3 separate regions of the Homo sapiens genome follow, and all the other regions are linked to region 3. Evidence: chromatin loops called from intact Hi-C (ENCODE). Cell type or tissue: endothelial cell of umbilical vein. All regions are shown on one strand. Links, peaks and the distances in the headings refer to the core of each region. The heading gives the core; the rest is flanking DNA. Region 1 overlaps VGLL4 (vestigial like family member 4). Region 2 overlaps ATG7 (autophagy related 7). Region 3 overlaps ATG7 (autophagy related 7).

The links. Peaks named below come from ENCODE experiments on the same cell type or tissue, not always from the same donor. Only the 100,000 strongest peaks of a DNase experiment are listed, where the experiment ranks them.
Region 1: a loop joins it to region 3, with 8 times the contacts of the local background. A loop is called at or near these places in 3 of 110 quality-filtered maps.
Region 2: a loop joins it to region 3, with 2.6 times the contacts of the local background. A loop is called at or near these places in 5 of 110 quality-filtered maps.

The regions. Positions count from the first base shown.
Region 1 is chr3:11,596,980-11,603,988 of GRCh38, reverse strand. It overlaps VGLL4 (vestigial like family member 4), which reads left to right. Exons shown (of 5, transcript NM_001128219.3): 2 at 1,967-2,156. Among named protein-coding and RNA genes, the nearest start is that of VGLL4, 43 kb to the left of the region's middle. RefSeq lists enhancers at 1,518-2,115, 1,804-2,243, 2,116-2,714 and a silencer at 3,100-3,394. In endothelial cell of umbilical vein, for the core only: no CTCF peak of the experiment used is centred there; a DNase peak (open chromatin) is centred at 3,298; H3K27ac peaks cover 2,650 bases.
Region 2 is chr3:11,545,771-11,552,779 of GRCh38, reverse strand. The region is part of intron 20 of ATG7 (autophagy related 7); the gene reads right to left. Among named protein-coding and RNA genes, the nearest start is that of VGLL4, 95 kb to the left of the region's middle. RefSeq lists enhancers at 5,426-5,925, 5,926-6,427. In endothelial cell of umbilical vein, for the core only: no CTCF peak of the experiment used is centred there; a DNase peak (open chromatin) is centred at 3,849; H3K27ac peaks cover 903 bases.
Region 3 is chr3:11,475,896-11,482,904 of GRCh38, reverse strand. The region is part of intron 20 of ATG7 (autophagy related 7); the gene reads right to left. Among named protein-coding and RNA genes, the nearest start is that of VGLL4, 160 kb to the left of the region's middle. RefSeq lists an enhancer at 1,876-2,481. In endothelial cell of umbilical vein, for the core only: no CTCF peak of the experiment used is centred there; DNase peaks (open chromatin) are centred at 1,924, 4,184 and 5,104; H3K4me3 peaks cover 564 bases; H3K27ac peaks cover 2,578 bases.

The DNA.
Region 1 (7,009 bases), core at 1,135-5,134, 120 kb before region 3:
ACTTAAAAATGCAAACAAGCACGAGAATTTTTACTAGGATGGAAACTGGGGAGGGGAGTGGGAATGTTGTTCTTAACCCAAGGGTTTTGCTTTCCGCGTCACAGTGTATGCTGGTGGAATGAGTGACGGCTCCTTTTTTGGAGTGATTTCAGTCTGTTGCTGTAGTGGTTGTTTTCCATAGCAACTCTTGTTGCTACACAGCTGGCATCTGATGAAATGATGACCACAGTTCGGGGGTCCAAGCCCGAGGACTCCTCATCCCCTCGCATCCTGCCAGGGGTGTTGAGAAACCCTGGGTGGAGAGGAGGGTCAGCTGGTGCCATTTTGATGAGGTTTGATTTGCAGTTGCTGCGTTCCTGGGGGTATCATCAGGGCTTCCCAGAAAGTTAGCTGGGCTTGGGCTTCTGAAGCTTTCCCTTGGAAACACCCTCTTCTCTCTTTGTGGAGGAGGAAGTATCACAAATAACGGAGATAATTAGAAAGGATATTTTTCTAATTTATGAAGGTATAAAGATGAGCACTGCTTTTTTTGTTTTTTAAAATGAAAATTACTAAATAGGGAGTATAGGCCAACCAAGATCATACTGAATTTCTGAGTGTGGCAGGCCAGCGTGAGGCCTGTGTTTTAGGTATCTCATTTAAAATGGAAAGTTCCAGTTTGCTTTGGGGCCAGAATCCTTAAAAGAAATCCTGGCTGGAGGTGTATTATGGGTCACTGTATATTTGCTAGTTTATATCTTGCTGAGTAAATTGGCCAAGTTTTTATTTTTCCTGGTAAATATTCAGAGGGTTTTTCCTCACTCCTTTCTCCAACAAAATCATATTTGTCATATGTGTATGAAGTAAATGACTGTTAACACTGTCCACACATCTGTGATGATATGAAAATTAGTGGTGGCAAACAAAGATTCCTTTTCTTAGGTACCACAAGGCCTCGGATGAAGTTGACTTTATCCTCGTATTACTCTCAAATTGTGACCAAATGGAAAGAAAATTGGTCAGGTCCGAGAGACCAAAATGTACAGCACAACAAAAGGGTTATTATTTGTGAAAAATTTAGGTGCTCCCCCCATGTGACTTAGAAAGTTTGAAGTTTTCTCTTAAAGTAATCATTCGTCTTTATAAAGTTTAGAAGGTACACAAGCTTTATTACTATGAAAGGCTATGCTTATTTTAATTCACAGCGAGGCACAAAGTGATTGCCTAGTACAAAACCTTTTAAAATAATAATGAAAAACGCCAAGATGTCAAATCAAATGGAAATGTGGACCCTAATTTGATTGCCTAACTTCGAAACATGTTTCAGAACTGCACCTACCCACGTATTATGCTTGCGATAAGTTATATGCCGAAGCTTTGTGCTGATAATATTTTAATGTGCAATATTTAGCGTACTGTAAGAATTAAACATTTATTTCCCATTAAACGATGTATTTATATTTCTTTTAACTTTCGGTACAAATGTGTGAACTGTTAGCCCACACACTTTCCTCATTCTTTTAAAAGAAATTAAATACCAAGACTATATTAGAAAAAAAAAACAGAACAAGCAGGAAAAGTGAGTTGGGCATAGTGGTTTCATGAATGCAGTGAGGTCATTCTCCTATCTGTATCGAGTGGAATACCCACACGTGAAAAGACCTTTGGTGTTTTAAATTAACTTTTGAAATTGTTTACAGAAAATGCTTTTTGCCTCCCCCCTGCTATTTTATTGCAACTTTTTATTTTAAACTCTACCCTAAAGAGTGACTGTGCTAGAAAACCACGTTGATGTAAAATGTCTCATGGTTGGCAGCTAACCACACTCAAACCATGTTCAGAGGATGGCAGGCGGCCCCGTCCCATTGCCAAAAACTTTCCACTGGGAGTAGTTTTGTAAGGGGCTGGCTGGGCGGGCGGGGAGCCTGGGGGACTGAGATGGGGGCCTTTCTCCTGCTTAGTGACTACATCATCTCTCTCTGCGTAGGCGAAGCTGCTCTCAGGGGAGAACCCAGAATACAGACCCTGCCGGTGGCCTCTGCCCTCAGCAGTCACCGCACCGGCCCTCCCCCAATCAGCCCCAGCAAGAGGAAGTTCAGCATGGAGCCAGGTGACGAGGACCTAGACTGTGACAACGACCACGTCTCCAAAATGAGTCGCATCTTCAACCCCCATCTGTGAGTTCCTCTGTTCTTATTTTGGCTTAAGGGTGCTCCGTGCTGGGGCCTTATTTGTTTTGCAACTTTGTGCTAATTCTGATGTTATCATTTGCATACTTTATTTGAAAAGGATATTATTTACAAAAGAAAAATAGTATTCATCTGCCAAAAAGAAGGTAGTAAACTCATTTTGATAACTCGCGGTGAGGTGGAAGTCTGGCTTCCCTCCAGCCTACTTGTAGGACCTTCCGCATGTTAAACTCCATAGAAGTTAATGTCCCCTTAGAGCTTCTGCGAGCAGTCGAGTAGTCATCTGCTAAGCTTCGCTTTTTTTTGCCCATACATATTGATTGTTTTTAGGAGAATCAACATTTAGTGAATGTCACTGTGCACCAGACAAATAGAAGGGAAGCTCAGCACCTTTTTGACCAAGCAGACGTCTGTAAAGTTCTTACTCAGGAGTCTAGGATTGTACACACGAAGAAGTGTTCATCCCACCTTATGTGCCCCTGGTACAAACTTGGGACCTTCCCATAAAGGGAAGCCAGCTTCCTATGCTCATGACAAGGTGCCACTCACCACATCCAGCCAGTCCTTGATCTGCCACTGACACTGTCTACCTTCTTGACATGAATTGCTTCAACTCTTTGGGCCTCAGTTTTGTTATTTGTGAAACACGGGCTGAAACCACAGATCCCTGAATCTGTGCAACGTCACCATGTTTCCACTGGAAAAGCCTCCCGCTTCCGTGCACCCGGCTTCTCCCCTTTGCACTCTCCTCTCGGCACACACCCTCCTCGCAGAGGGAGAGGCTTCTCCCCAGTTTTCAGGACTTGGAGACGCCCCACCAGCTGCCCAGAGAGTCTACGGGTACAGTGGTGAGGGCGGTTGGTGTTCTTGGAGTTATCTTGCCAATCCTGGCAAGGTTGCACTGAGTATTGGAGGGAGTAGCTTTGTGTGTGCAGGTACAGAGGTCCTCCTCCTTCCCCCTTCCCAAGCGCTCACTCTAGCATGAGTCAGTGTTTCCTCATTATTCAAGATGCTCCAATTCCTGAGGGCACTGCTTTTTCCCCACAGGAATACCTTCCTGTGAGGGCTCCTCCTTGGAGGCAGAGTTTCCGCAGAGAGGTGGCCCAGCTCCCGCCTCTACTGCCTCAGCTCCAGCGTCCTCGCATTCCGCTCGTTCCAGTCAGCTTGGACTGTTGTGTTCAGTCATAAGACACTGACAGAGGTATTTATCCTCAAATAAATCACTGCAGTGTTAGTCAGAGGCTGAGCCTGCAGTCTGGAGCCCTGGAATTTGCTACCATCAGGAATCCAGCAGGAAGGCCCTGCAAACAGTGCACTCCGCAGGCAGGGCTAGCTTAACTCCTGGGTGCTCAGCTCTTGCAGTTCATTCTTTTATTCCCACGAATTTCTTATACTTTCCCATCTGCTTTTCCCAAACCCAAATAAGAACATTTGGTCTTTTTTTTTTTTTCTTTTTCTTTTCATAAGTAAGAAAGGGGAAGGCAGCCTGCAGACAAACATGCCTTAATTTAAATCCTGATTCTGCCACACAACAGCTGTGAGGCTTTGGACAAGTCACTTAATTTAGCTGGGCCCAGTATCCTTGACAGTGATATCCTTGTCATTGGACAATGACAATGACAATGATAATAGTTAATGTATAGAGCTATTACGAGGACTAGAGTTAAAATATGCAAAGAGCTTGGCATGGTATAGCACTTTGTTGATGGGGGTTGTTATTTTTATTCCATTGTTCAGATACTGGTTATGATGATAGAGAGTAAGAAAATATACATATGTATATATGGTGGATTTAATGTTTGATAGTATGTGCCTTTTAATCAAAATGCCTGGGTTCAATTCCCACTTTCTTTATCTTTCATCACAGATAATATTAATTCCTTCCTCATAGGATTATTGTAAGGACTTAAGAATGGTGCCTGGCAGATAGTAAGTACTCAGCTTTAGTCATTGTTAATATTATTATTAGAATATTAAAATGTTCAGAAAATAATTTTGTGGCTAGGCGCAGTGGCTCACACACCTGTAATCCTGGCACTTTGGGAGGCCAAGGTGGGTGGATCACCTGAGGCCAGGAGTTCGAGACCAGCCTAGGCAACATGGCAAAACCCTGTCTCTACTAAAATTACAAAAAACTAGCTGGGTGTGGTGGTGCATGCCTGTCATCCCAGCTACTCGGGAGGCTGAGGCATGAGAATCACTTGAACCTTGGAGGCAGAGCTTGCAGTGAGCCGAGATCGCGCCACTGCACTCAGCCTGGGTGACAGAGCGAGACTCTGTCTCAAAAAAAAAAAAGAAAATAATTTTGTAGCTCTCTTGGTGGCTAAAAATAAGACTTTGAGGTACGGGTCTGTGATGACACTATAAATAATTTTAAGTGTAAATAATAGAATCGCCAAATTTTATGTGCAAATCACAATTGACATTATTATGCAAAGTTTTAGGAAAATAGAAACAGGAGTAACCTCCTCTCTCAGACTCCCTTACACCAGCCAGGTGACTCCCCCCTCATTTTTCTTTTATTGTGGTAAAAAATATATATATTATAAAATGTATTTTCTTAAGTGTACAGTGTAAGGAGGAAAGGCGATTGGCGTGTGGTTAGGTCCTTCTGAGTGTTACTTGTTTACTGTGTGATAGTTATTTTAGTAACATTACCATTGTTTGTACTGTGTTTTCTAAGAGCCTAATGACAGATTTCACAGGCAGATTGGAAAGATGCTGCCTGTCTTACTTCTTCGTGTTGTAGGGTATTTAGTGCTGCTGTTTGATGAAATGTTTCCTATTTGGGCTATAGCATGCTCCCTCCTTTATATTTAATGCCTAAGAAGTTATCTGCAATAAATGACAGATTCATAATTATTTGAAAAGGAATAGCCTAGTGTATCTCTTTAAGGAGATTACAAAATGGTTTTTGTGCTTTATCTTCTTAGAGTTTGTTAATAACATGTAATGAAAATGTGATGTATTTTATCACTAAAGCAGTCATAATAATTCTGGGGAAAGGAGTGTTATTGGAAAAGAGTTTTGGCTGGGTGTGCTAGCTCATGCCTGTAATTCCAGCACTTTAGGAGGCTGAGGCAGGCAGATTGCTTGAGCCTAGGAGTTTGAGACCAGCCTGGGCAATATAGCAAGACCCCCATCTCTACAAAAAATTTTAAAAATTAGCTTGGCCTGGTGGAGTGTTCCTTTGCTCCCAGCTACTTGGGAGGCTGAGGTGGGAGGATAGCTTTAGCCCAGGAGTTTAAGACTGCAGTGAGGTGTGATCACACCACTGCACTCCAGCCAGGGTACAAAAGGGAGACCCTGCCTCTAAAAAAGGAAGGAAGGGAGAGAGAGAGAGGAAGAAAGAAAAAATAGTTTCGGTAGCTAGCTAACAAGGCCTGAAAGGTGCACGGTTTGGCTGCATTTTATTATAAGCATCATATGGAGACATTTTCTAGTAGAAAGATGGAGAGATCAGGTGGCTCTGAGCCAGAGTAAGAAGCAGCAGAGGCCGGGCGAGGTGGCTCGTGCCTGTAATCCTAGCACTTTGGGAGGCCAGGGTGGGCGGATCACATGAGGTCAGGAGTTTGAGACCAGACTGATCAATATGGTGAAACCCTGTCTGTACTAAAAATACAAAAAAAATTAGCTGGGTGTGGTGGTGTGCGCCTGTAGTCCCAGCTACTCAGGAGGCTGTGACAGGAGAATTGCCTGAATCCAGGTGGCAGAGGTTGCAGTGAGCCGAGATCATGCCGTTGCACTAGCCTGGGCAACAGAGCGAGATGATGTCTTATAAAAAAAAAAGGCAACAGAGAGTAAGACTGAGTTCTATCCAGTTTGATTTAGGGGAAGGGGAAAAAAAGAGAGGTTTCCTTAGTGATTTCTTCAGAATTTTGAAAATTAGAATTCCTGGGATTTTATTCCAGCCTCTTAGGACCTGGTGTATTTGAACTCATTATTAATTTTTTTGTTGATATTGTTACCGAACCACCAGGGGTTTGGTCTGGGTCCTGCTGCTCACCACACAGAAAGCCAATGACTGGGATGAGGAGTATTGCCAAGGAAGAAGGCTTTCATTGGGTGCTACAGTCCAGGAGATGGGGCAAATCCATCTCCCTGATGGACTAAAGCTGGGGTTTATATAGCAGGGAAGAAATGAAACAAGATTTAACAAATAGGAACTTGGGAGGAGCAAGGACACAATCATGATGAAGGACGGTCCCACATCTCTTTGTCTGGATGTAGTTACCTGGTGGGCTTCAGTTCTTTGACACTTGTTTTTTGTTTTTGAGAGGACTGAAGGTCTTTTCTTAAAGACCTCAGATAAAACAAATGTAAGTTTTAAGTTTTAAGACTAGAAAGGTCAATTTCTGCATTTATCCATTAACCTATCCATGACACTGTTGGGTTGGTTCCAATACGGTGACCCTGAGAAATACATTATTTCTGTTTATTTCTTAAGAAAAGTCTTAAGAAGATGAATGTCTGTTTGGAAGTTGAAAAGTACTCTGTGTTTGGAAAGAGTGGATTAAAGGATGGGAAGAGGTGGAGTGGGATTCATCTTGTGGAAAAATCAGTAAGTTTTTTTTTTAATGGCCCTTGATATTCAAGTGCAATCTGGTAAGAAAGAGCTCTTCCCCTTTCTCCTGCCTGCCTGCCTATTTATCTACTTATTATCCATATGGACTCCGGGGTTCCTGTCTTACTGAATGAATTGTAGCTGTCCCAGAGTTGACAAACAAGAACCCTGTCCACTGGTCCTATGTCCTTGTCATAACCTCCATTATTTCCTTGTGGTTGTTGAGCACTTTCTTATTTTCTGGCCTACAAGTTGTTCTAGGCTCATCTTGTAGCCT
Region 2 (7,009 bases), core at 1,529-5,528, 70 kb before region 3:
AGATTGAGCCACTCGAGGGGATGCGGCTGCTGGCAGTGCCTGAGCTGTGCAGGGGATCCTGCGAGACACCCAGAAGACTTATTGTGCGGGGATTATTATTTTGTAAAATGCATTTTACAAAACCACTCAGGGATTTTCCAGAGCGAATCTCTGGGGCAGGGACGGGCTCTCCACTGGCTTCGTCCCATTGGCTGGGCTCAGAGGGCAGCAGCCATCTTCATTTGAAACCTCAAGAAATAACCAGAACAGGGACTCCTGGGGATAGGGACAGGGACTGGAGTGGGACTGGGGGCTGGGATCTGCAGGCTCTACTGTGTCCTCACCGCAGCTGTGTCCTTGGCAGTGCAACTGGTGTGGAGAAGGGGCACAGTGAATGTCCTCTTAGTGAAGATCATAGTAAACTGGCACATTTTAAAAAATATCAATACTCAGTGCCGACAAGGGTATGGCAAAACACTGCCACAAGAGAAGTATAAATTGGTACCATATTTTTTAAAAGATTTGGCAATATGTAATACAAACCTTTAAAAACATTCAACCCTAAGGAAAAATGATCTCTTTGTAGGTAATATCAAAGCACACCTGGAAACCCCAATAAAATAAGTGCTAAGATATCCTTAGAATACAAATGAAAAAGTATTTAGTAAGAGCAAGATATAAAATTGACAACAACCAATTATAACCCACCACATGCAGTGCAAACAATGTTTAGTTCAAAACAGAATGAAAGAGGCCGGGCGTGGTGGCGCACGCCTGTAATCCCAGCACTTCGGGAGGCCAAGGCGGGTGGATCACTTGAGGTCAGGAGTTCGAGACCAGCCTGGCCAACATGGTGAAACCCCGTCTCTACTAAAAATCCAAAAATTAGCCAGGCGTGGTGGTGGGCACCTGTAGTCCCAGCTACTTGGGAGGCTGAGGCAGGAGAATGGCTTGAACTCAGGAGGTAGAAGTTGTAGTGAGCTGAGATCGCACCACTATACTCCAGCCTGGGCGACAGGGTGAGACCCTGCCTCGAGAAAAAAAAAAGAAAAGAAAAGAACCCATTATATTGGCTGGGCACAGCGGCTCGTGCCTGTAATCCCAGCACTTTGGGAGGCTGAGGCGAGTGGACTGCTTGAGGCCAGGAGTTTGAGACCAGCCTGGACAATAGAGCAAGACCCTCTCTCTATAAAAATAAAAACTTTAAAAAAAATTATAAAAGCAGTGAAAAAGCTAAACACATGGGAATAAACCTAACATCGGATGTACAGAATCCATATGAAGCCTCTAAAACAGCTGCGACAGTCCTAGAAGAATCTCTCCTGGAAAGACGTAAACTGGAGTAGATAGAGCCACACCCCTTGTTTCTGCATAGGACGATTCAACATCCATAAAGATGTCAGCTTTCTCAAAGTGAATACATTAACAAAGTCTCAATTTTCAAAGTTAACAAATGTTTTCTGGAGCCGGGCGAGCTGGTTCTAGGCTATGTGGAAAAACAGGAAGCAGACACACCCAGGAAACCCTCCGAACAGAAGAGCGGTGAGAAGCCCCCACCATGGGCCGAGGGAGACGCCATGAAACCCCCGAGGAGGAGAGGGTGCGTCAGCACGGAACACTCAGACGGCCCGCAGGACACGACGAGTACAGAAACGAGAAGACCATGTCCAAGAACATGTGGAAATCAAGGATTTTAATGATAATGGCCTGGGGAGTGCCATCTCGGCTCATTACGAAAAGATAGACTTTTTAAAAAACTGATATGAAGAGAAGTAGAGAGTCACTTGGAAAAAGATAAAATTGATTCCATGCCTTACCCCGCATGTTAGAATCAACTCCAAATGGGATAAAAATCCAAACGTTAGAGAAAATGAAACCATAAGAATACTAGATACAAACACGGGTAAGCTCATTATAGCCTGGGAGTAGGGAAGGCCTATGATCCCAAATCCATAAGCAATAAAAAAATGGATACACTGGACTCTGCAAAAACACATGCATGCAATATGCACGGGAAAACAGTCAAAAAGGCAAACTGAGAGAAAACATAACAACATACCATAAAGGGCTCATCTCGGTAATAGACAAAGAGCTCTTAGAAATCAAGAAGAGAGGCCAGGCATGCCTATAATCCCAGCACTTTGGGAGGCTGAGGCGGGAGGATCACTTGAGCCCAGGAGTTCAAGACCAGCCTGGGCAACATAAGGAGACCCTTTCTCTACAATAATTTTTTAAAAATGAGCCAGGCATAGTGGCATGTGTCTGTAGTCCCAGCAACTCAGGAGATAGGAGGATGGTGTGAGCTTGGGAGGTAGAGGCCGCAGTGAGCTGTGACTGCACCACTGCACTCCAGCCTGGGCAACAGAGAGTGAGACCCTGTCTCAAAGAAATAAATAAAATTCAAGAAGAGAAAGACCAATAGACCAAATTTTTAAAAAGTGGACAAAGACACGGCCAGTTCTCAGAAAAAATAAGCAAATGGCCCTTAAACAGAAAAAAAAAGATGCACAGCCCTACTCATAATAAAGGAAATGCAAAGGTTTCTTAAGACACAAAAAGTACTAACCAGAAAAAAAAATGGGTTTGCATTTCACAAGAATTAAAATTTCTGATCTTGGAAGGATACCACTGAGAAAATGAAAAGGCAAGTTGCAGACTAGGAGAAAATATCTCTATATTAAAAGAACTTGTATTTAGAAAATAAAGAGAACTCTTACAACTTAATAATAAAGAGACAAAAACTTGATTTTTGGGGAAAAGATTGGAAGAGAAACTTCACCAAAGAGGAAATATAATGGCAAATAAGAAAAGACGTGCAGTTTGCAGTCCTCAGGGAAATGCAAATCAAAACCATAAAGAGACAGTGCACCCCACCTCCTCGGAGAGCTGAAGCTAAAGGCCAGCGATGCCCGATGTCTGTGAGGATGTGGGGCAGGAAGGGCCCACACACTGCTCCTAGTGGGGATGGAAACTGGCAAAACCACTTTGGAGGAAGGTCTAGTGACTGTTTAAGTGTGCGCTCACCATGTGATCCAGCCATTCCACTCCTGTTTACTCCAAAGAAACGAAAACACATGTCCACAGAAAAACTTGAGCCAGAATGTCCGCAGCAGTCTTACTCAGAATAGGTACAAACTAGAAACCACACAAATGATCATCAACGGGAAAGCAGAGAAATTGTGGTGTATCCGTACAGTGGATACTCCTAAGCCATTAAACTACTGATGGGTGCGACAACACATATGAATCTCAGTGTCTTTATCCTGGGTCAAGGAAGCCCAACTGGAAGGGGTGGGGAATGGGGTCGAAGGGTACGAGGGGTACAAGGTGGCAGTTACGTAGTATGAATAGTCTGGAGGTCTGATATACAGCACAGGACTACTGTTAATCATGCTGGACTGTACACTGGAAATTTGCTAAGAGTAGATTTTAGGTGCTCTCACCACATGCTATGGGAGTTCACAGATGTGTTAATTTCCTTGACTGTAGTAACCATTTCACTATGTGATATAAAGATACCTTACACACTTTGAATATATACAGTTTTTAAGAAAACAACCCTAACACAGAAGACATCATACTTCATATTTCATTTATATGAAATCCTACAAGGGCAAAAACCCATCTGTGGTGACAGGAAGTAGATAATTTGTCACAACTCAACAAACTGGACACTTAAAGTGGGTGTATTTCATTGTATGTAAATCACACAATACAGCTGATTGAAAAAAAAAAAGCTGCACTGAGATAACGCTGGCAAGAACCTCACTGCTTCACAATATGTTCTGTTTGTGAGCCTGTGGTGGAACCACTCTCATACCTCCCTGGTGACACACAGAGCAGTCCAACCCCTGCAGAGGACAATCTGGCAACAGCCACGATTCCTACGGCTTAACTTTTGACCCGGCCGTCTCACTTTTAGGAGTCTGTCCTGAAGACACACCTCCACTATACGAAAGGATATTATCCCCTGCTGCATGATCTCTTACAGGAAAAGACTGGGAACAGGCCCAAGAGGCCCTCAGCGGGGAACCAGCTGACTAAACCATTTGATGCACATCCACACCTGGACTACTGTGGCCCTGAAACACAGTGAGTTCAATCGGCTGATACGGGGGCTCAGTTCCGGGATTTCTTTAGTGAAAGAAAAGAAGAAAGAAATGCAGAGTATCTGTAGCATACCACCTTTGTTTAAGAAAAAAAGGTTTTTAATTTTGCAAATATAAACACAGGAACGATAAAAGGAGAAATTAATTTAAATGCCTCCCTATAGAGGGCAGGTGGGGATGAAGGCGAGACTGCTCTGAGCATGCCTTTTAATTTTGAATCATATATCTTATATATTTTAAAGACTAAAAAAGGAAACCAAAAATACAAGCAACAACAAAATAAGTAAACTGGAGTTAGTCAAAATTTAAAATTTTTGTGCTTCCAAGGACACTATTAAGAAAGAGAAAAGATAGCCACAGAATGAGAGAAAATAATTGCACATCATGTATCTGATAAGAGACTTGTATCTAGAATATATAAAGACAGGAGTTTGAGACCAGCCTGGGCAACATAGTGAGACCCCATCTTTAAGAAATTAAAGAAAAAATACAAAGGCCATTTACAACGCAATAATAAAAAGAAAACACAATTTAAAAATGTGGCAAAAGTCCAAGCGTGGTGGCTCATGCCTGTAATTTCAGCACTTTGGGAGGCCAAGGTGGGAAGGTCACTTGAGCCCAGGAGTTCAAGACCAGCCTGGAAAACACAGGGAAATCCTGTCTCTATCAAAAAAATTTAAAAACTAGTTGGGTGTGGTGGTGCACACCTATAGTCCCAGCTACTCTGGAGGCTGAGGTGGGAGGATCCCTTGAGCCCAGGAGGTCAAGGCTACAGTGAGCCATGACCATGCCACTTACACTCCAGCAAGACCCTGTTTCAAAAACAAAACAAAACAAAAAAAGGGGCAAAGATGTTGGATAGACATTTCTCCAGAAAAAGACACAAATTGCTAAGAAGCACATGAAATGATACTCAAACATAATTAGTCATCAGGAAAATGTGAATCAAAACCATAAGCTACCACTTCACACCCACTAGGATGGCTGCAGTGAAAAAGCCAGATCATAGTAAGTGTTGACAAGGATGTGGACAAACTAGAACCTTCATACGTTGCTGCTGGAAATGTGAAATGGTTCAGCCACCTCATAAAAAACAGCTGGCAGTTTACCCCAAAAATTAAACACAGTTACCATATGGTACAACAATTCCAGTCCTAGGTAACTGCCCAAGAGAAATGACAACGTGTCCACATAAAAACTTGTACACAAACACAGTAGTATTCATAGGAAAGTATTCATAAAAGTTAAACGTGGAATTCATAATAGGAAACGAGTGGAAACAATCCAGTTTCCACCAACTGATGAATAAATGAAACGTGGTCTGTCCACACAGGGGAATGTCACTCAAACCCCTGCCTCCACTCTCTTCCCGGCAGCCCTGAGGACAATGGTGTCACATGTTTGCCCCCATTTTACAAAGTAGGGGACTGAAGCACAGAGAAAACAGCAGAACTTGTCAAGGAGACCAAGCTAGCAAGGGCGAAGGAAGAGGCCTTTTCCACTTTCTCTCACTACTTCCTGTTAAACATAATTCCCTCTAAAGACGATTAAGGACAGTCTCTGATTCTGCCCTCTGGGCCCCAGACACTCTTCCATTCACCGCCTGTCACGCAAATGCACAATAGGTGCCCAAGAGCAACAGCACACACCCACCAGCACCATGAATAAACCTGGGCAGCCGAAAGGACAGGCCAGCTCCTGACCTGGCTCCCAAGTCCCCACCTTGGTATGACCCAGTTCAGAAGGCAGAGCCCATGGCTTGGACAGTTAGGGAGAGGATGGCATCAGCCTGTGCTGCTCTCCGCTGGCAAGGGTGGGCTCAGCCCCTCTGGTCAGCCTGACCTGAGCACCTCAGCGCTCCCCACTGGCCGCTGCCCTGCAATGGAAGAGGGCAGGGATGGGCTGCCACTCTGCATTAGGGGAAGAGGGACCTTTCAATTGGGCCCATCACAAGGAATGAGGGAGAAGGCTCAGCCTGGACCACACACACCCAAAGGGCCTTGAGGTTTAACTCTCTCCAAAGGAGACAGACGAGTTTGAAAGGAGCCCTCATCATCCAATTTCAAACTTGGGTCCCATTTCTGGACCACACTGCCTGAAGCATGCCATGAACTAAGGTTCTTCTTTTATAAACACTGTAATTACCTTGGGAATGGCACAATTATATTTCTGTGTGTCCGTTAAAAGCGTTCATTTGTTAAATGTAAACATTTAAAATAAGGCTGGGCGCAGTGGCTCACGCCTGTAATCCCAACATTTTGGGAAGCCAAGTCAGGCGGATCACCTGAGGTCAGGAGTTCGAGACCAGCTTGGCCAACATGGCAAAACCCCCTCTCTACTAAAAATACAAAACTTAGCTGGGCATGGTGGCATGTGCTTGTAATCCCAGCTACTCGGGAGGCTGAGGCAGGAAAATTGCTTGAACCCGGAAGGAAGAGGTTGCAGTGAACCGAGATTACGCCACTGCACTCCAGCCTGGGTGACAGAGCAGGACTCCATCTCAAAAAAAAAAAAAAAAAAAAAAAAAAATCCAGTTTTGGCATTTCTTTACTTTTTGAGACAGGGCCTCACTCTGTCACCCAGGCTGGAGTGTGGTGCCATCTATAACTCACTGCAGCCTTGACCTCCCAGGCTCAAGCAATCCTCCTACCTCAGCCTCCTTAGTAGTTGGGACTACAGGCATATGCCACCACAACCAGCTAATTTTTTATATTTTGTGGAGATGGGGTCTCCCTATGTTGCCCAGGCTGGTCTTAAACTCCTAGGCTTAAGCAATCCTCTGGCTTGGCCTCCCAAAATGCCTCCGGGAAACAATGGGGGTATGGGGGTGCTAACCCCCACTTCTTCTGCAGGAGGCTGCTAGTTTGCTAGCCCTTACTGAGCACTGCCAGGGGGTGGCTACAGGGACTAGAGGAGAAAAA
Region 3 (7,009 bases), core at 1,758-5,757:
AATCTGGGTGGTATTTACATAGGTATATAGATAACAAAAATTCAGTGAGATGTATACTTAAGATATATGCACTTAATTGTATACAAATGATATAAACCTCAAAAAAAAAAAGGTACAAAAATGATAATAAAAGGGTTGAAAAGCACTGGATTAGTAGCCTGGCACTAGATATCCCCTATAAATCATGGTGCTAGTATGGAAGAGGTCAGCTCTCTATCACTCAGATGTTTATAAGATATACAAGGATACTATAAATTCGGGGAGGCTGATCAATTACACCACCTATCAAAGTACTCTAGTCTTTCAACAAATGGAATTCTAGCTCTCAGTAAGGCCCAACTGTACCCTAGACCCAGGTGGAGCAGGGGGACCTACAAGGAGGAAGGGAAGGGTGACAGCCCCCAGATACAACTTTCCATTCTACTGAAGGAGTCAGCAGGCCAAAGTACCCACCAAAAAGATACGGTAGTAATAAGCATCTTTCTTTGCTGCTGGCTACAGACTGAGGGACAAGAGGTCAGAAGAAGCCAAGGGAAGAGATTCCAACCTAAGGGAAAGGTGGTGGGTCTGAAGAGTAAGATGGTGAGGACATGGGGTGTTTCTTGAAAGAGCTCGGAGCCCAAACACCAGGAGATGCTGAGCGCTGTTGTGTTTCCACAGCTGCTGTGGCGCCCAGCCAAGGGCTCAGGGAGAGCCATTCCCCTTCTCACAGAACATCAATATACTTCTCTCATGAACTTTCCAGTTGGAAGGAAGCGGGACAGAGCGGAGCACAGAAAGCAGTGATGAGAGAAGGAACCGGGGCATCAGGAGAGAGAGAAGAGGATTCTTAGGACCGCTCATGAGCTCCCACACGTGGAGAATTAAGGGCTCCTTGAAGCCCCATTTCATTACAGCCCTTTGTCACAGGAGGAGCCTCAAGGGCAAGGGGCATGACACTGACTTACCACCTGCTAGGTCCCCAGCATAGCACTAAGTGCTCTCACAAACATTCCCGTGTTTGGGCCTGACAACTCTTGCCAGGCCAAAGGCCTTTGGCCTTCACTCCCATCTTACAGATAAATAAACTGCGGTCCACAAAGATTAAATGACTGGTGCACAGCCACACCCCTACTCAAAGGCAGAGGCAGGAACCAGAGCCTAAAGCTCAGGGCTTTATCCACTTCACCAAGTCTCAAGATAGGAGCTGAAGCCCTGTGCTCCAAGCTCAACAAAGCTCTCGTCATTCTTGGCACTGTGGTGGTGCTGACATTAAGTCCAAGGCCCAACCCAGGAAAGGTTATACAATTCATTAGAGGAGATCCTGCTCTTATTTCTGATGCAAAGGATAATAATTTGTTAACTTAGATAAGATCTTAGGTAATATTCTCATAACAGGACAAATCTGAGAAATAATGACCTCAGCACCTGCACGTAAAATATAAGAAATGTGAAATTCTAGGTCTTTGTGGTAAGTCACATACACTTACATTTTGCTAGGGGAAATATGTGAAACTTAAAACTTACAGCAAATACATAGTTCACCTTGACTTTAAAAAAGTGTAAGAACCCTAAATTTTTTTATCATCGTAAAATATATCTAACAAAACCTACAATTATAACCATTTTTAACTGCACAGTTCAGTAGCGTTAAGTGCATTCACACTGTTGTGCAACCGTCACCACCATCCATCTCAGAACTTCTTATCTGCCCCCAGCTGAAACCTTGTACCGGTTAAACCCTAACTCCTATATTTGTTCTCAACAGTAGGTGCTTACACAGTGCTCTGCACAAAGCACATGCTTGGGAAATGCTTGCCGAAGAAAACAAATTTATAGTCATACAAGAGGATCAACTATTACATAAATAAGACATTAAAGGGAGTACATTTTTTCCACAACTGAAGACTAATAGTATCCCTTGCCTAGAAGAATTAAGAGTAATTTATGACTTGTTTACACTCCTGGCACCAACTCTGATCATCTGCTGTGACCAGGACCTCTTGCTCTCCTCAGATGTATTAGCAGGTGGTAGTGAAGTCTAATGCTGGACTGGGAAGAAGAGAGGCCCAGCCGGCCAGGACTGGAGGCTACTTGCCGAGCTGTCACCCAGTGGATAGGCCCTCCTCGCTCTCCCAGGAAAGCCTTCCTTGACAGATTTGTGTGACTTGGCAGTGAATTGTTATGGAAATTCACTGAGAAGCCTGGGTTTCAAGTCCTTGTGAGCAAAGCTTTCAAAGAAGTCTTCTGCATACATTCCCAGCCCAGAGGGGAGGCAGAACCTTCCCAGATACCCTTTAGGTGAAGTCGAGGAAACCAGTGAGCACAGATTGTAAGGTTTTTTTGTCTGTTTCTTGAAACAGGGTCTCATACTTTGTTGCCCAGGCTGGAGGGCAGTCATGTGATCATGGCTCACTACAGCCTCGGCCCCCTGCCGCAAACCATCGCACCCCCTCCCAATAATGCTCTCAAGCAATCCTCCCACCTCAGCCTCCCAAATACCTGGGACTATAGGCATGCACAACCACGCCCAGCCAATCTTAAATGTTTTTGTAGAGACAGGGTCTTGCTGTGTTGCCCAGCTGGTCTTGAACTCCTTCTGGCCTCAAGCGATCTTCCCACCTCAGCCTCCCAAAGTGCTGGCATTACAGGCATAAGCCACCCACACCCAGACAGGTTTTAAAAATTGATTCCAGGCCGGGTGCGGTGGCTCATGCCTGTAATCCCAGCACTTTGGGAGGCCAAGGCAGGTGGATCTCGAGGTCAGGAGATCGAGACCATGCTGGCTAACACAGTGAAACCCCGTCTCTACTAAAAATACAAAAAAAAAATTAGCTGAGCATGGTGGCGGGCACCTGTAGTCCCAGCTACTTGGGAGGCTGAGGCAGGAGAATGTCGTGAACCCCAGAGACGGGACTTGCAGTAAGCCGAGATTGTGCCACTGCACTCCAGCCTGGGCGACAGAGGGAGACTCCATCTCAAAAAAAAAAAAAAAATTGATTCCAGGGCAGGCAGTGCAGAAGCCTGGAAAACCTGAACAAATGACCCCTTCAAATCACTATTTCATATTCTAGTAATGGTACACAGCCCTAAGTGGAGAAGGAGAGATACAGGCAATTTGGTGGAGGGAGGTTAGCTGGGTTTATTAAAAACCAACCGAGGGACAATGCATACATGCAGCAGTGACCAATGGCATGTCTCCCTTTTCTTTTGCTAAAGCTCCTCCATTGGGGATGATTTTATTTTATTCTTATTTTTATTTATTTATTTTTTGACTCTTGACAATTGCTATCCAATAGCTTTTCCTTTCCTTTTTAGAAAACATGCCTTACTTTGGGCTTCCAACTTGAAATCTGAGGCTGGGAGGGTGATTCTGGGCTGGTGGACTTGGACTAGTTGAAAGATGCACTGCTCCAAGAGAGGGGATCGGTCAATATCTGGGCTTTGGAAGTAACTTTACGATGTTTGGATTTTGTGCTGGCACCAGGCTCTGGGTTTTAAGCACTCTGCTGTCATATGGTGTGTGGCCTTTCCAAGAAAAACTCTATAAAATGAAAATACTTTATTGCCACGGCCTTTGACTTCTTGAAATTCACACAAATATGGTAATCTCTTGCAACATTTAATTTAAACTCAGTTCACCTAAAGAAAAAATTAGCTCTGAACCTGCCCAATTCACTTTTTGAAAGGTGCCAGTCTTCTCTGTGGAATCACTGTTTTATTTACTATGTGCCAAACTGTTATTTCATATATGTGAAAAGAAAATTGGCATCAAGTCCATATGAACTAAACTACTGGCAAAGGCAATGCTGGAGCCTGCCATTGAGAAGATTAGATTCCCAAGAAACTCTTCAAGTGGTGGCCAGTATCCACAAAGTAAAAAATTGTGTGTGTGTGTGTGTGTGTGTGTGTGTGTGTGTGTGTGTGTGTGTGTGTTGTAAATATACAGGCACATATTCAAAGTTTATTTCTCCTTGTGTGTTCAGGTAGTACTCTACAGCCACTTAAGTTACCCAGAGCTTAAATATCTCAATTATATACATAAATACTTATTAAATAATAAATGCATGTTAATAAGAGAAACAGGAAGTTGAGAATAACTTTAATTCAAGTTTGGGCTTGCACATTCAATTGTCTTATTTGCTAAGTAGGATGATTCATAACTTCTCCATAAGGAAGACTGATTAGATCATGTTTGGGGGTGGGGGTGTTTTTCTTTTAAATTTTCAATTGTTTTCCTTTCCTTTTGGGGCTTTTTTCTATTTAAGTCTGCTGTTTTGCTGACTGTTTTGCCTTTGCACTTGCAGATTCTAATATGGAACCAAACCAAGAGAGAAACAGAGAATTTTATTATCCAAAGCTGTTGTAAGTGATTTAATAGTCAGAGATAGTGGCTAAAAACGTGCTCTCTGGAACCCCAGATTCCAAATCCCTCATGATAATGTAGCCATGACAGCCACATCATCATAGCAGGCATCTTTAATATGCGCCAGTCTCATCTCTTCAGGACCTTGTCCTTAGACCACACCATTAATGGGTGTTTGGTTCTCAATAATGATTACAGGTAAGATTAGGCAATCATTTGAAACTCAGATGAATACTTTCATACCTTGGTCTTACAAAATGGGATGTTTCTAAAAGAGAGATAGAGATTCATTCTGGGAAAACATTTAAATAATTTTTTTTAAGTTTGGATACTTTAGATTTTCATACTCATTTTTGAAAATAATCACCATGTTTTTCTCAGTCATTAGCTACCACCGATGGGGTCATACTAATAATGTCTCTAACAAGACTGTCGGTCACAGGACTCCAACTTCCTTGCCCTACCCACAGGTATTACATGGGATCCAGGCAGGATAATCATACTGTGCTATTTACTCGGCAACAGGAATTAGTCCAGGGATGGGTATATGAGCCAAGTAGGGGCAATCAGAATCCTTTCCCGAGACTGACTTATGAAAGGTAGAAGATAGAGACTGCTTTCCACTGGAGTTAAGCTAAGAAGATGGGAGTCTGGGGCTACTGATATCAGGCCTGTTTCCTGCCACAGGGAGAAATAAGCTGTAAGACTATTCTCAGAATGAAGCCAAACACAGGCAAGCTCAGCTGAGACATGGACAGAGAATGCGTCTAGGCTGTACTGATTCCCAGTTCCTAGCCCTGAGTCCTGGTTCCTGCAGTTCTTCCTGTAATCCTATGAGTAGTTCCAGTAACATTCCAACTACATAAGCAAAAAAATTCCCCCTTGTTCAGGTTGGTTAAAATTTGCAACTTACAACTGAAAGAGTTCTGAATAACTCAGGAGGGCCATCTTAACTTTGGAATCACATTCCTGCTAACTTCTATAGTGACTAAAAAGCTTTCCAGCTGTGTCTAACAAACGCCCTTATCTTTTGCGGCAACTTTTTGTTTGTGGCATCCTGTATCAATTTATATATCAAGAAATAAGTGCTGACATTTATAAATTAGAGGGAGAAAACATGCTGATGCTTGTGTTTAAAAGAAATAGAATTATATAAATACACTTCTATCCATTTAGCATTTCACAGCACATGGAGAAACTTACATTCATTACTGAACGTATTTATCGATTCAGGAGTTTGTAGCACAAAAATTCTTATTTACATTTTATTTTATCATCATTGTTCATCTACCTTATGGAACAAAGCAGCCAAGAATCAGATGGGCGAGGAATAAAAGATTCCATTCACAGAAGTGCTTGATTCTTCCGTCCATTTGTTTATGTTCTGCCTCTCCTGCTTCATCCAGAGCCGAAGATCTCAAAGATGCTGGCAGGTACAAACATGCTCCCTTTTAATTACACCACCAAATTGCTGCAATAACTGATTGCCAGTTAAATAATTATAATCAAGTGCCCATTGTGCATAACAATCATTTAATGACTGCCATCGGAAAACACTGTAATAAAGAGGGCTTTAATAAGGAAAACTGGAAAGGTGCCAGGGTTTTATGGCAGTTTGCTTAAAGGGAAAGAGGGCCATAATCTGTATTTAAGATTAAAAGAAGCCTTTAATCCAGATGCTCAACATTAAACAAGGGAGTGGAGTCATGTTTTGATCAAAAGTTACTACATGCATAAAAGAAAGTTAACATAAATGTTCTTTCAGAAAAAAGCTCCAGTAAATTATATTAAGTAAGTGTTTGTAACCATTTGCTTTGGAAAAAAATGAAAAAGAAGAAAAACATCTGATTTTCATTTTGGACAAGAATACTCGGCTAAAATAAAATAAATGGGAATAGAGTTTTATTTGATTTGTATAACATCATTGAGAATAAAGTGAGTTACCATTCCATCTACCTTGTACCAGTAATCATTCTCCTTCTATTTGTCCCTATTTATTTTTTGTACTCACTTTTCAGGCCAGGACTCTATCTCTGGGAGGAGTAATTATATTCTGATACAAGGTTCTAATTGAAATGGTTTTATCTCAGCTCTAGCAAACAGTAGTTCTCATCTAAGGAAAAACCAAAAAAAAAAAAAAAGAAAAACCACATAAAGTTCAGGTCAACTGGTGGCAGCTACCAGCCATTGTTGACGCATCCACGGCATTGAGCTAACACATTAGGACAGCTATTCCTAGAATTGTGCCCATTTTCTACAAACTGATATGTAGCCAGATTTTGCTAGAGTGAATGAATGCTGGGAGAAAACTAACAGCAACATAGTAAGCCCTCTCAAGGAAGAAGGAAAAGAAAAAGCCAGAACCAAAGCAAAAACTGTTCTTACAGGTGACATCAGTTTTGAGGTCCAGCTTTCTCTACACCTTAGGGTACAAAGGAGAGGACCTGACCCTTTGCAGTGTGGTTTCTGTGCACACATAAACACCCTAGTCCTTGGGAAGCTGTGATGATGCCTTGCGGCTATGAAAAGACCCCTAGAGCCTGTGGGGAAATAAAATCACAGCAGGGGTTCATTTTTTCCCCAATGTAAACATTTCAGACAGGACAACTGCACTGTTAGGAAACTCTAGAATGCTCGGACTCTGGGAGGGGGTGTGTGTGTGTG